2 separate regions of the Homo sapiens genome follow, and region 2 is linked to region 1. The links are chromatin loops, found by intact Hi-C in ENCODE. Cell type or tissue: body of pancreas. All regions are shown on one strand. Links, peaks and the distances in the headings refer to the core of each region. The heading gives the core; the rest is flanking DNA. Region 1 overlaps DIP2B (disco interacting protein 2 homolog B). Region 2 overlaps DIP2B (disco interacting protein 2 homolog B).

What was found. A loop is a pair of places that touch in the nucleus more often than their neighbours do. Peaks named below come from ENCODE experiments on the same cell type or tissue, not always from the same donor. Only the 100,000 strongest peaks of a DNase experiment are listed, where the experiment ranks them.
Region 2: a loop joins it to region 1, with 2.0 times the contacts of the local background. A loop is called at or near these places in 18 of 110 quality-filtered maps.

The regions. Positions count from the first base shown.
Region 1 is chr12:50,618,992-50,627,328 of GRCh38, forward strand. It overlaps DIP2B (disco interacting protein 2 homolog B), which reads left to right. Exons shown (of 38, transcript NM_173602.3): 2 at 6,985-7,056. Among named protein-coding and RNA genes, the nearest start is that of DIP2B, 120 kb to the left of the region's middle. RefSeq lists an enhancer at 1,623-1,812. In body of pancreas, for the core only: no CTCF peak of the experiment used is centred there; a DNase peak (open chromatin) is centred at 3,100; H3K27ac peaks cover 1,338 bases.
Region 2 is chr12:50,559,978-50,568,314 of GRCh38, forward strand. All of the region lies in intron 1 of DIP2B (disco interacting protein 2 homolog B), which reads left to right. Among named protein-coding and RNA genes, the nearest start is that of DIP2B, 59 kb to the left of the region's middle. In body of pancreas, for the core only: no CTCF peak of the experiment used is centred there; no DNase peak of the experiment used is centred there; H3K27ac peaks cover 1,026 bases.

The DNA.
Region 1 (8,337 bases), core at 88-8,087:
TCCATTCAGTGCTCAAAAATGCTTTTCTTTCCTTCCCAAAGTCCCCCCACCCTCTATCACCACCCCTGACTGCATAGCTGTGACTTTAAAGCAGGGTTGCATGGCATATGCTCTTTTATTTCCACTGGGGCAGAAAGTTTATGGCTGCAGCTGTAACCCTTGCTCTCTGTCCATTAAGACTGCTCCCGATAGAAAAAGTTATACATATGACTTGATGACCCTCCAGAATTTTTCAGATGTTGTGTTTATTTAGCCCCTAATTGCTCAAGGTACTGCACAAGGTCATAAATGAAAGTTACTTAGCATTGCCACATTTCTTGGGAGATAGGAATCCTGAACAACTACCAAACATGGCCATGCCCATACAGAGCCAGTCAGCAGCAGAGTACAACTAGCAAACCACTAAGTGACTGTATCGTTAGGAATTTATATCACCTTTCTGATAAGAGAATGAAAAGCCAGACCCAAACCAAATGTCGTCTGCTCCGTGAAGCATTCCTTTCCCTACTCAGGCCAAGATCGTGATGCTTCCTTCTGGGTTCCAGAAGGTGCTGCATTTGTGTACGTGTCTCCCATGGCGCTTAATTATAGAGTGTTAGTCATGTTTGTTTGCCTGTGCCTCTTCTCTGCGACATAATTGTCCCCACTTGGCCAGTAGGGTAGGCTTTTAGTAATGTTTGTTGATGTTATTTTCCATAGCCCAGACCCTATATTTTAAATCACAATGAAAACTTTGCAAGGGAGAGACTGTTCCCCATTTCACAGATGTAGAAACTGAGGCTCTGCTGAGCGCATTGGTTCACACCTGTAATCCCAACACTTTGGGAGGCCAAGGCAGGAGGATTGCTTGAGCCCAGGAGTTTGAGACCAGCCTGGGCAATAGTGAGACCCTTGTCTCTATAAAAAAAACTTTTTAAAAATTAGCTGGGTGTGATAGCACACCCATCTGGTCCCAGATACTCAGGAGGCTGAGGCAGGAGGGTCACTTGAGCCCACAAGTGAGCCATGATCATGCCACTGCACTCCGGCCTGGGTGACAGAGTGAGACCCTGTCTTAGAAAAAGAAAGAAACAGATTTATCAAGAAATAAAACTTGTCTAGAGTCCTTTTGCCTCAGATGTGGTTCTGTCTAGCTCAGACCCTTGAGCTCTTCACCACAGCAGTGTCACCCACCTGACTGGTGTAAATACACACTAACTGCTCACTACTTATGCGACTGTTCTCCCTACCACCTTGTGGCTTTTAGGAGGCTTGGGTGGCTGGCAGGCTCACGCACGCCTCCTCACAGCCCTCTCTCAATCAACTTGAAGATGATTTGTGGGCCACTTGTGCCAAGCTGTTTTCATTGATCCCAGGTGGTGAGGAAAGAAGTTGGAAACATAAGTCCTTTATACTCAGCCTCACACATGTGTCTTTCTGTATGTCTGCTGCTGGCTGCTGAAGACTGTGGTAATTCTGATGCAGCTGGACAGTCTCACAGCGTGTGGGTCGCAGACTCGCCACGACCATTCTCTTGTTGGTTTAGGTCAGTGTCTTCATACAAGGCTCTATGCCTGCCTCCACTCCTGCCAAGCGCTGCAGGCACCTGGACAAAAGACGTTACTCTAGTGGGAGGGGAAGGCTAATCCTCCCTGTATTTATTTCTCAAAAAAACTTGAACAACAGGTTTACCTTATATGCCATTTTAATGCAAATTTTATATAGGTATCATTATGATTCTCCTTTTTGTTCTATATGCCAGATGGCAAAAAGTCTGTTCTGAGTAAGAAAGCCTGTGGTGTGACTCAGTGTCTGAGCTCCAGAGGTTCTGTGCTCTCCCTTGTGGCTGGATAGCCCAGCCAGCATTCTTCCCCCTCCTCCCAATCAGTTCCCTCCTCACATTCAGTCTGCAGAACCATCCAGCATACACCAGACAGGATTCCTCACTGCAGCAATTTCCAAACTTGCCTGGCTTTAGGACTCATTGGAAGATGCTTGTTAGAAGTAGAGATTTCTGGATCTTAATCCAGACTTAGTGCATCAGAGTCTCCATGGGAGGGGTCTGGGAATTCGTATTTTTGCAAGTTCCTTGGGAGAATCTTAAAAATTGGACAAGGTTGAAAAACATTGCTTTAGTGCAGCAAAATCTGTGTAAGTACAGGTGGTGAGGATGATTTAAGAGCACAGACTATAAGTGGTGGCAACCACAGAAATGTGAAATAACAGATTCTCACTGATTTCTTTCTGTCTGGTCTTGCCCTCTAGCTAAGGGATGTATCTATATCTGGCTTGGAGTTCTTAGCTTTTAGTGCCTTGTGATTTATATATTATTCCTCTCTTCAGGCAGTCCAAGCATTGCTTTTTTGTTCACCTTTAAGATCTAGCTGTCAAGTTTCGGTAAACTTCTGGTCCACTAAATTCCATTCCCTGAGCCTTTCAGCTCTTGCTAAAGAACTCTTTTTCTCCCATTTCTAGTTTTCCACCAAGTACACATGTCTGTTTGATTTATTATTCTCTCACTGCCTCCATTTTATTAATTCATTCAGTCACTTGTTCAACAAGCGTCTATTGTGCCAGGCTGTGGGTGGGCTACAGTGATAAACAAGACACAATCCCTGCCCTCAAGTGCACAGTCTAGTAGGGAGACATGGGGTGTAAACACATAATTAAAATACCAGTGGGTGCTAAGTGCTATCACAGATATGTATGCAGATTTGTAGGCGCACTAGGAGGAAGTAGTGGAAGGCATCACAGAGGGGTGACTTTTGAGCACAGGGTCTTGTAGTCAGAAAACGGGGAGGGGGAGCATTTTAAAGATACTGTAGGCCTAGCATTGTAGTCCTCGCATTCTCACTGCAGCTCAGCTTCTTCCAGGTCTCCTTAATTTCTTTGCTCGTTTGTGGATCTGATGGAGCTAATTGGCATGGCTGAACTAGACTGTCTTGATTGACCTCTTTCAAAACCTGAGGTGGTTAGTAGTTGATTAATATCCAGGATGCCAAATCTAACAGATTGTCCCACGATCATTTACTGACATTGCCTGACTGAGACTTAAGCACTGAAGAAAGCTTTTTAAAGGCCTTTCACTTTGTCACTCTGCCAGATGTGTTCTGAGCCATCAGAAGTGGCCTTTGTGCCAGGGTAGGGGGTGGAGGTAGGAGATCTTGTGAGTGGCGAATGGAACAGAAGAATGCTTTGGTATTTCTTTTACAATAAAAGACATGGTTTCCTGTTTCTAATGACGGTTTACTTGGTAGGCTTCTGTACCCCTGTTAGCTGTATTTACTGTTTGAAATTCCCTGAAGTCTTGAGTTGGCTGCTTTGAAAAGGTTTAATTAATTATTTTTTAACAAAAATTCAGTTTCTGTATTTTACTAGGGAAACAGATGAAGGACCATTGTGATTAAATTTGTATAGTGTAGTAAGTAGTCATGATTGAAGTTTTAAAATATTTATTGTTTCTTGAAATAATGTTCATTGCAGAAAAATTAGAAAATAAGAGCAAGAAGGAAAAGAAACTATAAAACCACTTCATAATCTTGCAAGCCATAACTAACCACTGTTAATATTTTGGTGGGTAAACATGCACACTTTTCCAGTGCATACACAGAAAAAAATTTTACATGTGTGCAAACACATTATTCCTTTTTTTTTTGAGATGGAGTTTCACTCTTGTTGCCCAGGCTGGAGTACAGCGGTGTGATCTCAGCTCACCGCAGTAACCTCTGCCTCCTGTGTTCAAGCGATTCTCCTGCCTCAGTCTCCTGAGTAGCTGAGACTACAGGCACGCGCCACCACTCTCAGCTAATTTTTGTATTTTTAGCAGAGACAGGGTTTCACCATGCTGGCCAGGCTGGTCTCGAACTCCTGACCTTAGGTGATCTGCGTGCCTCGGCCTCCCAAAGTGCTGGGATTACAGGCGTGAGCCACCTTGCCCAGCTATTTTTTTTTTTTTTTACCCCATCTAATGACCTATCAAAAATATCATTCTTAAAATTGAATATACTGTGTAAACCACCTTGTTAGCAAATATACACCTATGGACCGTTCGTTCTTAGAAAGATGTGTACTTTTGAATTAATATAAATCAGGCTTAGTTTTTAAAAATCAAACTCTACTAAAGTATATAAAACAGGCCAGGTGTGGCTCACACCTGTAATTCTAGCACTTTGGGAGACCGAGACGAGAGGATTGCTTGAGCCCAGGAGTTCAAGACCAGCCCGGGCAACAAAGCGAGATTCTGTCTTGAGAAAAAATTTAAAAACTAGCCAGGCATGGTGGCGTGCCAGCCACTTGGGAGGCTGAGGTGGGAAGATCCCTTGAGCCCAGGAGTTTGAGGTTGCCGTGAGCTATGATCACACCACTGCACTCCCTCCAGCCTGGGTGATAGAGGGAGACCCTGCCTCCAAAATATATGTATCTACACACACACACACACACACACACACACACACACACACACACACACTCTCTCTCTCTCTCTCTCTCTCTCTCTCTCTCACTCACCCAAGTATAAACAATTTAGTATATAGCCTTCCAGACACACACACACACACACGCACACACACACACACACACTCTCACTCACCCAAGGATAAACAATTTAGTATATAGCCTTCCAGATTATTTTCTGTGTATATGCAAACATACCTATTACTGTTTTTAAAAATTTTTTTAATTTTTTACGGAATCAGATGATGTTATACCTACTGTTCTGCAGCTTGCCTTTTACACGTAATGTATTACATCTCCTGTGGCAATATATTTGGATTACTTGCCCATTATTATATAGATTAGAGTTTTTCATCCTCAGCACTGCTGGCATTTTGGGCTGGATAAATCTTTGTTGTGGGACATTGCAGGTTGTTAGCAGCATCCCTGACCTCTATCCCCTAGATGCCAGTAGCACCTCTTCTTCCATGGTGACAAAAATGTTTCCCAACATTGTCACATGTCTCCTGGGGGACAAAACTCTCCTAGTTGAAAGCCACTGATATAGATGGTCTATAATATAAGCATCTAGATTGCTGCCAGTTTGTTTTTTTACTGTAAACAGTAGAGCACAGGATACTCTTAATGATTTTTGTGCACGTGTGTGAATGTTATCATTGAATAAATTCTTAGTACAGCTGCTGAATCAATTTTGATAGAAACTTGCAAATTACTCTAAGAGGATTGTATCATTTTATTTTTCAACTATATCCCAATGATTCCAAATCTCTCTTTCCTGAGTTCTAGATAAAACCAACTGTTGATTAGCTGTCTCTTCTTGTGTGTCCCACAGGCCTGTCCTAAGCTTAACTCTTTTCTTCGACCTCACCAAACACACACCTCAAGCAAGAAACCAGCTTCACCCTACTTTCTTTCTTTCTTTTTTCCTGAGACAGAGTCTTGCTCCATTGCCTAGGCTGGAGTGCAGTGGCGCGATCTCGGCTCACTGCAACCATCACCTCCCGGGTTCAAGCAATTCTCCTGCCTCAGTCTCCTGAGTAGCTGGGATTACAGACATGTGCCACCACACCCAGCTAATTTTTTGTATTTTTAGTAGAGACAGGGTTTCACCGTGTTGGCCAGGTTGGTCTTGAACTCCCAACCTTGTGATCCACCCACCTCGACCTACTGAAGTGCTGGGATTACAGGCATGAGCCACTGCACCTGGCCCCTATTTTCAAGCAGTCAGCAAATCCTATGGTCTTCCTCTTAATTCATTCACTTCATTCATCCCTTCTACCACTGTCTTTAATTCAAGCTACTACTTACTCTTACCCAGATCTCTGTAGTAGCACTGGACCAACATCTACTCCTTCTGGCTTTTAGTCTTGGTTCCTGACAACTCATTCTCCCAGCAAGGGTGAACTTGCTGCAGTGCAGTGTTAAGTCCTCTGCTCTAGCCCTTTTTAGTGATCCCTGCTTCCTCTCCATCATCCACTGCAGCATTGGAGGCTGAGGCCAACAGCACCTGACATTTATCACCCTTGATTGCAAATTTGTATCCGTCAGACATGCTTTTTTCCCCTAATAAGTGGATATTAAAATTTTGAATGTTTAAAGTACTTTTAATACTACAATTTGACTTTTTTTCCTGTTTTATATATTAGGTTCTATGTAAGGCTTCACAGTAAATAAAGTTATCTCTTATTTTAAAAGGTTCTTTTTCAGAAAACAGTGCTCTGTCATGTCACCTCACCACATATCTTTCATCCCTCAGCTTTAAATCACTCATTCTCCCTTAACGTCCTCTTGTTTCTCTGCATTTCCTGTTCCTTTTAACCCTACTCTCTACTCATTTATCTATTTCCGTTTCCTTAGTACCTAGTCCATTTCTTGCCACTTCAACTACAGATTTTCTCCTGTATTTATCAGTTTATCCTTATTGCATTTGTTGTATATGCACTAATTTGTGCATCATACATACTTTTAAATTTAACTTTGTGGAAAGGAGAGCCACATGAGTAAATAAGACAAAGCATTGAACCAAGGGGAGGGGATGTGGGAATTCCAGTCCCAGGTTCCAGCACAGGTGTTAGGGTACAGAAAGTCCTTTTAATTATCCCATCCAGAGCCTGAACTTTGTCTTCTCTTACTTTTATGTGGTTCGTATAGCAGTATAAGTGAATACCTCAGAAACCAGTTGTACTCATTTGGTAAATTGAAACTCCAGAGAGAAATCGTTGTCAGCCTTGCTGCATTCCATTTTGGGATATCTTAAATACCAAGGAAGCTGGGGATGCCTAGGAACTTGGGGATCTCTGTCATGGTATACAACATATTGCTATGCAAGATTGGTTTTGGGACAAGCTCTACAGTATTCTACAGGAAGTCAGCTCCAAGCCTGTGGGAAATCATACATAGCAAAATCCTTGGCAAAGAACCATACATTCCCCCCCCCAACCCCCTGCCTCTATATGGGGTAGTTCTATAACTCTGTAATTAATTTTATTTTTACAGTGGAAAACCACAGAGTAAGAATAATGCATAACCTATTTCTGTTTCTTGCTATTTTAGGGGACATCACCCAGAAGGGCTATGAAAAGAAAAGGTCCAAACTCCTATCTCCTTACAGCCCGCAGACACAAGGTAGGCAATAAAAAATGGTTTCAACTTTTTCAGTATTTTTACACCAAAAGATGCTGTCTTACAAGACCTCTATCTTTTGTTTGTTCCTGTTTTTCCCTCCCTTCCTCACCAGGGGAGAGAAAAAAACGGAAGGAAAGAAAGGAGGAAATGAATCTTAATGAGCATCTGCTGTGTGCTAGGCACTTTTAAAAATACCTAAGGTCATCAGATAATTTACACAGAACTTGGGTGGTAGTGTGTGAAAGACTATGCATAACTGAGATGATTCCATGGCAGAAAATTCCAAGCCATGGAAAAACCACATCGTATTTATGATGGTGCACAAACCGTGATGAAGAAGAGCAAGAGGGAGGAAGGAAGGACAGATCCCCTATCGAATGGCAATACTTGAGGATTGGGGGGTAAAACCCTAAATGAACTTGTAGATTAATTCAAAGCCAGACTTACTGCTTCTATAGAGAGACTAGCACATTGTTTATATATCAGAAAGTCCTGAATTAATTTCATGCTTAATGCCAAAGGGGTTGCCATAACCTTTGCCTCTAAGCAAGGCTGTCTCTAAATAATCATCATATTTTTAAAGTTACTCAGATTGCAGGATTTCCTTTGACAGCCTATTTCTGCTTATATCACTTTTACTATAGGGTGTTTTGTCTTTATTTCTGATTTTCTACCCCCTTCAACCAAAGTGTGTTTCTGCAAGCCTGTTCTTTGTGGAACTAATGGCTTTTTTTTTTTTTTTTTACTGAATTATAAATACCATGAGGACTTTGTATCTCCCACAGTTCTCATAGTAAGCTTTGCACAGGGTTTATGGCCTGTAAATATTTGTTGAATGAACAGTGGAATAAATAAATAAATAATGGTGATATACCAATATATTTCTTTGATGTGCTTGTTTTATTTCCTGTATTGTTCTTGGAAATACCTTCATAGAGAAACTAGTAGGTCAATACACTGACAGCTAATTTAAGATATCTCAATGAATAGGTGTATGTAGAAATGAATTGAGAGAAAAGAGGTGGAAATTGGGCCAGCGACAGCTAGTGAAAAGCCAGCTTTTGCTGAGCAAGGCATGACCTAGGGGTTGAGGAGGTTACCTTGATTTGCTGCTTATTGTGGATCTGGCCCATGCCTCTGAAGGCCCAGAGATTTACTTGAGTCACTTGGTGTAAAAGCAATAGCTCAGCAAGAGGTATAACTGTAAAAAGGACCACAGTTTGTTATCCGTAGTCAGGCTACGCAGAAACCAAATCATGTTCAAAAATCAATTTATTAATT
Region 2 (8,337 bases), core at 46-8,045, 59 kb before region 1:
CGAGAATGATCTTTCTCAGCCAGGCATGGTGGCTCATGTCTGTAATCTCATCACTTCGGGAGGCCGAGGTGGGTGGATCACTTGAGGCCAAGAGTTCGAGATCAGCCCGGCCAACATGGTGAAACCCCATCTCTACTAAAAATACAAAAAATTAGCCCTTTAATCCTAGCGCTTTGGGAGGCTGAGGCGGGTGGATCACGAGGTCAGGAGATCGAGACCATCTTGGCTAATACAGTGAAACCCCGTCTCTACTAAAAATACAAAAAAATTAGCCGGGTGTGGTGGCATGCACCTGAAGTCCCAGCTACTCGGGAGGCTGAGGCAGGAAAATGGCGTGAACCTGGGAGGTGGAGCTTGCAGTGAGCCGAGATCGCAGCCACTGCATTCCAGCTTGGGCAACGGAGCAAGACTCCATCTCCAAAAAAAAAAAAAGCAAAAAACTTAGCTGGGCGTGGTGGCATGTACCTGTAATCCCAGCTACTTGGGAGGCTGAGGCAGGAGAATCACTTGAACCTGGGAGGCGGAGGTTACAGTGAGCTGAATTCACTCCAGCCTGGGCAACAAGAGTGAAACTCTGTCTAAAAAGAGAAAGCAAATAAAAATAAATAAATAAAAATTCAAAAATCAGCCAAGCGTGGTGGTGCATGCCTGTAATCCCAGCTGCTTGGGAGGCTGAGGCATGAGAATTGCTTGAAGCCGGGAGGCAGAGGTTGCAGTAAGCTGAGGTTGCGCCACTGCGCTCCAGCCTGGGCGACAGAGTGAGACCCTGTCTCAAAAAAAAATAAATAAATAAAAAAGTCTTTCTCAAATTATATTCTGATGATCAGAGAATGATCTTTCTCAATTTACAGCCTGATGATCACTAATCTCAGTGAGATAGTTCATTTATAAAATTTAGTGGTTTAATTTCTTATCTTTGACAGTCATCTTAAACAGTAACATGTTAAAGGCTTAGAGAAGTGTCTGGCAAATAAACTGTTTTCACATTTTTACAACTTAATATTTCTTAAATTTATTCCATAGAATAAAACTTTAGGAAATAGCAACCTATATAAGAGTGCATTCCTCTAACCCCTATGCACATTAGATTGGCAGTAAATTATATTTGAATCACAGGCCTTTTCTCCTCTGTTTACTCAATATCAATTGTTTAAGGAAAGCTAGATAACTTACCTTTTCTTGCCCTTCCTCCATGCAGCCAAGGGTGAATATTTAAGTTTTATTTCTATGGATCATTCTTCATTAACTGTGCTAGAGGCCATCATTTAGAAGGGGAGACATTTCCAGGTTCTTAAAGCTGAGTGTATTTATATACTATGTAGTCTACATTTGTCATAATATTTCCAGAGTTATTAAAAGGTACAGGAATCTTTTGTAGATGTTTTCTAATGTTTCTGAATGCAGACCTTTATTCACTACCTCCATCTTAGGTGATGGCTTTCACCTAGTTAATTTTTTTTTTTTAAGTGAGAGCTACAAATCTGTCTTAGGGCTTCTGTGAAACTATTCAGAGTACTATCAGTTAAAGTAGCACATCCATAAACACATTGCATCTCAGATAACAGAACACCTTAATTTATGGAAACGATACTCCCGAAGATGCTGTCTATAATTTTTGCATATATAAATTTGTTGTATTATTGATTGATTGAGACAGAGTCGCTTTGTTGCCTAGGCTGGAATGCAGTGGCATGATCTCTGCTTACTGCAACCTCTGCCTTCCGGGTTCAAGTGATTCTTGTGCCTCAGCCTCCTGAGTAGCTGGGATTACAGGCGTGTGCAACCATGCTTGGCTAATTTTTGTATTTTTAGTAGAGACTGGGTTTCACCCATGTTGGCCAGGGTGGTCTCGAACTTCTGGCCTCAAGTGATCCACCCATGTCGGCCTCCTAAAATGCGGGGATTACAGGCATGAACCACCATGCCTGACCTGTTCTACCATCTCTTTTATAAATATTGGTCTGCTTCTCTTTGAAGGGTTCTTATTCTAGTAGTAGAATAAGATAGAATAAGATCATGTTTGTTATCTCTGTATTGACAGGCTTATAAGTGGCTGTTGATTGAATTTAAAGAGAATAAATAAGGTATCATTCAGATATTTGAAATCAATTTCTAAAGTGACAGTAAATTATTTTAGTTATCTCCCTGACCTTGACTGCCAGGAGCAGGCTTTGGAATACAAAGAGGTGGAGAAGAAGGGCGGTAGAGAAAGGGTAACAAGCTGTTCTTCCAGATTTCCTAGCAAGTCTTAGATAATGGTAATACCTGATTCTAGAATACAGAAGGTTATATAGCATAGTGAGGGAGTGTGTATGGTAATAAGAATAAGAGGGGAGGTTATTTAGGTCTCTTCCGTATATAGGGTTGGAGCAAATGCTTAAAAGCATAGAACAGGGCTTTCCTATCTTATTTCAGCAATGCCATTTATATATTTGAAAGTTACAGAGTTAATTTTCTTTAAAAAAAAAAAATTCTAGTCGGGCACGGTGGCTCATGCCTGCATTCCTAGCACTTTGGGAAACCGAGGGCAGTGGATTGCTTGAGCCCAGGAGTTCGAGACCAGCCTGGGCAACATGCAAAACCCCTCTCTACAAAAAATAAAAAAGTTAGCCAGGCATGGTGATGTGCTCCTGTGGTCTCAGCTACTGGAGAGGCTGAGATGGGAGGATCATCTGAGCCTGGGGAAGTTGTCGAGGCTGCAGTGAGCTGAGATCATGCCACTGCACTCCAGACTGGGTGACAGAGTGACCCTGACTCAGAAAAAAAAAAAAAAATTCTCAGGCTTTTTTATGGTCAGACTAAATTATCACCTAAATACAGTACATATGACTTTGTGGCTGTGATGTGTGTTTGTGTGTGAGGGAGAGAGACTGATTGATTGTAATACAATACTATAAGGCAAATAATTTAGCTGTGTCAGTGCCAAAAGAATAATTTTAACTCTTACGTACCACTAAATATATTCTAGCTACCTTTTAAAACCAATATCTCAGTTGGCTTAGCTGCCACAAAAAACCTATAATACTCTAATAAAATTAGTGTAGAACGATTGCTAAAAGTTTGAAGATTATTAACCACAGCTTGACTTACTCATGGAACCAACAGAAGACCTGTTCATCAGTTTTCATTTGTTTGAGTCATTTGGGAGCTGCTGGTTATCTATTTCCAACATATGCTTAAGTTTTGTTGAGATGTATTTTCTTCCACTTTGTTTCTTTTCTTCTTCTGAGATATGGTCTCTCTCTGTTGCCCAGGCTGGAGTGCAGTGACGTGATCTTGGCTCACTGCAGTCTGCCCCGCCTGGGCTCAAACGATTCTTCCACCTCAGCCTCCTGAGTGGCTAGATCTATAGGTGCATGCCACCAGTCCTGGCTAATTTTTGTATTTTTTGTAGAGGCTGGATTTTGCCATATTGCCCAGGCTGGTCTTGAACTCATGGACTCAAGCAATCTGCCTGCCTTGGCCTCCCAAAGTGCTGGGATTACAGGTATGAGCCACTGCACCTGGCCTTTTTTTTTTTTTTTTTTTTTTAAAGGCAGTATCTTGCTCTATTGCTCAGGCTGAGTGAGGCAGTGTGATTATAGCTCGCTCTAGCCTCCAACTCCTGGGCTTAAGTGATCCTCTTCTCTTGCCTAAGCCTCCCAAGTAGCTGGGACTACTGGTGTGGGCCACCATACCTGGCTAATTTTTAAACTTTTTATGGGTATGGGGTGTCACTATATTGCCCAGGCTGCTCTCAAACTCCTAGGCTCAAGCAAGCCTGCCACCTTTCCCTCCCAAAGTGTTGGGTTTACAGGCATAAGCCACCTTGCCCAGCCTAATTTTTTTTTTTTTAAAAGCTCATTCTGTGTACCTTAACTTCTTTGATCCTTCATTCTTGAAATTTTAGCAGGATATTTGCTGGATTTATTTTTTTAGTCCTCAGGTGGTAAGGATTGAGCTAATGACATCACATTTCATAACATAGCATCAGCATTGGTCTGTGCAAGTCCTCTCTCTTAGCTCTTCAGATTAATTAATTTCTTTTTTACCTCCACTTTCCACTTCTGTTCCTATTTCCCCATAGTTAAACTGTTGTAATGTATTTGGTAAGTATCCCTATATTTGTATGCAGTTTTGTAAATATGTAGTGCTGGGTTCTTGCGTGTGTGTGTGTGTGTGATTTGTTAAACTTACCTAAATGGTACTGTATTCTCTTGGTACTATTTAGGGACTGTGTTGCTGTGTATATACCTAGTTCTTTGTTTCTAATCTAACCACCATCTGCCTTTCCTTAAATGATTTGTTCTTTCGGTGATGGACACCAGATTATTTTCAACTTCCCACTGCTGCAGACGATGGGATGAACATTGTTGTGCTTGTTCTGTTATGGTGGGAGAATTTCTTTCAATGTATGCATAAGAGTAGATTGCTGTACTTAATTTGATTAAGCACTGCCAAATTTGGGCACTTTTTCAGATTGTGCAACATTTCCTATTTCTTCAGAAATAGGAAACAGAAAGCTGTTTATCCAGCTTTCTAATTGTTGTCTATCTGATGGGGTAAAGTGGTATCTTAATGTTGTTTTAATTTGTATTCTCCAGTTACTGAATGGCAGCGTTTCTTTATATACCATTAAGACCATATGAACGCCCCCTCTGTGAATTACCTGTTCATATCCCTGGCCCACTTCTTTAATTAGAGTTTCTGTCTTTTCCTGTTTGATTTACAGAGTGTTTTTGTAGAGTTTAGAATATTAGCCTGGTATTTGCCTTTTCTTCATCTGTCATAGTATGTTAATTTTGTCATTGGTACCTTTTGCTGAGTAGGGCTTAATTTTGATATAGGAAGTCCATAATCTTTTACTTTATGGTCTTCTGGAAATATGAAGATATTCTGCATTTTTAATTATGTATTTCATAAGTCAGCATTTCCCATGAGATCTTCCACCTGAGTCCATCATTATATATGACATAGAATAGTAATCCAGTTTTATTTTTCTGCACGTATTGAGGCCATTTTCCTAACCACATGAACTAGTTTGTGGTGCCACTATTTTTTTTTTGGAGACAGAGCTTATTCTTTCACCCAGGCTGGAGTGCAGTGGTGCACTCACAGCTCACTATAGCCTTGACCTCCCGACTCAAGTGATCCTCCCAGCTCAGCCCCCTGAGTAGCTGGGACTAAAGGCATGCACTGCCACACCTGCTTTTATTTTTTTGTGGAGATGAGATCTCGTCATGTTGGTCAGGCTTGTCTTGAACTCCTGGGCTCAAATGATCTGCCTGCCTCAGCCTCCCAAAGTGCTGGGATTGCAGGCATGAGCCACCATGCCAGCTGGTGCCACTATTTTTTTTTTTGAGATGGGTCACTCTGTTGCCCAGGCTAGAGTGCAGTGGTGCGATCTCGGCTTACTCCAAGCTCCACCTCCTGGGTTCATGCCATTCTCCTGCCTCAGCCTCCTGAGTAGCTGGGACTACAGGCGCCCGCCACCACGCCCGGCTAATTGTTTTGTATTTTTAGTAGAGACGGGGTTTCACTGTGTTAGCTAGGATGGTCTCGATCTCTTGACCTTGTGATCTGTGCCACTACTCTTATATATCATGTTCCCATATTTCCATGGCATTCTAAGAGCTCTGGTCTGTTTTATTGGATATAGATAACTGTAGTTATGTTTGTTACGTCAATGCCAGCTGTTTTTATTACTCTGCTTTGTGTTGTGTCTTCACATCTAGTAGGATACATCAATTAAAAAGGCATCATTTCACCCTCAAATTAATCTTAAAAAGTCAATGTAGTCCCAATTAAATTTCATCTATTTTCTCAAGGAATTTGGCAAACATTCTAAAATTTGAATGGAAAAATGAAAGTCATTTTCAAAATTGATTTACCCCTTTGGGGTCCTGTTAACTGCTTAATCTAAGTAGTTCACAGTTTTTGTGTGTGTGCCTATTTGGGCATTTTATATGTCTCGAAATTTATCCATTTCATCTTTTTTTTTTAAACAGTGAAATTTTTATTTTAGAAAAATTTTAGTTTTACAGAAAAATCTTCACTGAATTTAGAATTCTGAATCGACAGTACTTTTTCTTTTCTTTTTTTCTGAGACAGGGTCTTGCTCTGTCACTCAGGCTGGAGTGCAGTGGCATGATTATGGCTCATTGCAGCCTCAACCTCCTGAACTCAAGTGATCCTTCCACCTCAGCTTCCTGAGTAGCTGAGACTACAGGTGCATGCCACCATGCCCAGCTAATTTGTTTTTTTGTAAAGTTGGAATTTTGCCATGTTGCCCAGGCTGGCCTTAAACTCCTGGGCTCAAGGAGTCTGCCTTCCTTGGCTTCCCAGACTGCTGAGATTACAGGCTTGAGCCACCATGCCCAGCCAATAGTACTTTTCTCTTGGCATTTAAAAAATATTGTTTGCACTGTCTTTTGGCTTCCGTGATTTCTGACAAGAAAGCCCATTTATTTTAATTCTGGTTTCATTACATATAATGTGTCTTTTTTTGTTTGAGATTCTCCTTCAATCTGTGAATTTATGTTTTCCAATAAATTTGGAAGTTTGCAGCCATTATTTTTTCAATTACTCTTTCTATACCAATAATTTGTTTTCTTCTTTCCTTCTGTGGTTCCAGTGACATGAATGTTAGGTCTTTTGATAGTGTCTCACAGGTCTCTGAGGCTCTGTTAGATTTTTTGATTTCTTTTTCTGTTCTTGAAATTGAATCATATGGCTGGGCGCAGTGGCTCACACCTATAATCCCAGCACTTTGGGAGGCTGAGATGGGCAGATCACAAGGTCAGGAGATCGAGACCATCCTGGCTAACACGGTGAAACCCCGTCTCTACTAAACAAAATACAAAAAATTAGCCAGGCGTGGTGGCGGGCGCCTGTAGTCCCAGCTACTCGGGAGGCTGAGGCAGGAGAATGGTGTGAACCCCGGAGGCGGAGCTTGCAGTGAGCCGAGATCGCGCCACTGCACTCCAGCCTGGGTGACAGAGCGAGACTCCGTCTCAAAAAAAAAAAAAAAAAAAAAGAAAGAAAGAAATTGAATCATTCTATTGATCTGTATGTGCACTGACTTTTTTTTTGTTTGTTTTTTGCTATCACAATTATTCGATTTAGCTTGTATTGTGATCTTTTTATTTGACACACTTTTCTGTTGTAAAATTTCCATTTGGTTCTTTAAAAAACACTTTTATTTTGAAATAATTACAGATTTATAGGAAGTTGCAAAGATATGTACAGAAAGATCCCATGAACCCTTTTCCCAGCCTCTCCCAGTGTTAACATCTTGCATAACTGTAGTACATTATTAATACAAAGAAATTGACATTGGTGCAATCCACAGATTTTATTGAGATTTTTCCATGTATACCTGCATGTGTGTGTGTATAGTTTTCTGCTATTTTAGCACATGTGTAGCTTCATGTAACTACTGCCACAAACTACAGAACTGTACATCATCCATTTATAGCTTTTTCATAGTTTCTATTTCTCTGCTGAAAACATCTGTCTTTCAGAGTGTTTACCTTTACCTCATGGAGCATGGCTATAATAACCGCTTTAAAAATCTTTTTTTTTATTTTGAGATGGAGTCTTGCTCTGTCACGCAAGCTGGAGTGCAGTGGCGCCATCTTGGCTTACTGCAACCTTTACCACCCGGGTTCAAGCAATTCTCCTGCTTCAGCCTCCCAAGTAGCTGGGATTACAGGCGCCCGCCACCATGCTTGGCTAATTTTTGTAGTTTTAGTAGAGATGGGGTTTCGCAGTGTTGGCCAGGCTGGTCTCGAACTCCTGACCTCAGATGATCTGCCCGCCTTGGCTTCCCAAAGTGCTGGGACTACAGGCATGAGCCATCGTGCCCGGCCTAAAATTCTTTGATAATTCTATTATCTGTTTAATTTCCGTTTGGGTATCTGTTGATTGTCTTTCTCCCAAGAATTGGTCATATTTTCTTGGTCCTTTGTATGTTGAGTAATTTTGGATTATGTGTGGTTCATATTGAATATTACATTGTGAGACTTTGGGTCCTATTACAATCCTCTGGAGAATGTTGAGTTGTTTGTTTTTTTAAGCATGGAGTCAACTTGGTTAAGTTCAGATCTCGAGTTTGTTCTCACCTTCTGTAGATTCCAGTGTCAGTTCAGTTCTCAGTGTTTGCTCTGCTGTTTGACTGACCCTGCCTAAGCACTAATCAGGTCTGGGACTTGGGAGTGTCTTATAGCTCAGTTCTCAAAGCTTTTGCTGTCCTTCTTTGGAACTACTGTACATATGCAAGCTTGGAGGTCAGCCTGAGATGCATGTTTGTTATTATGTAGAATTGGGGATCCCCTTTTCCAGCTTTCTCCTGTTTGG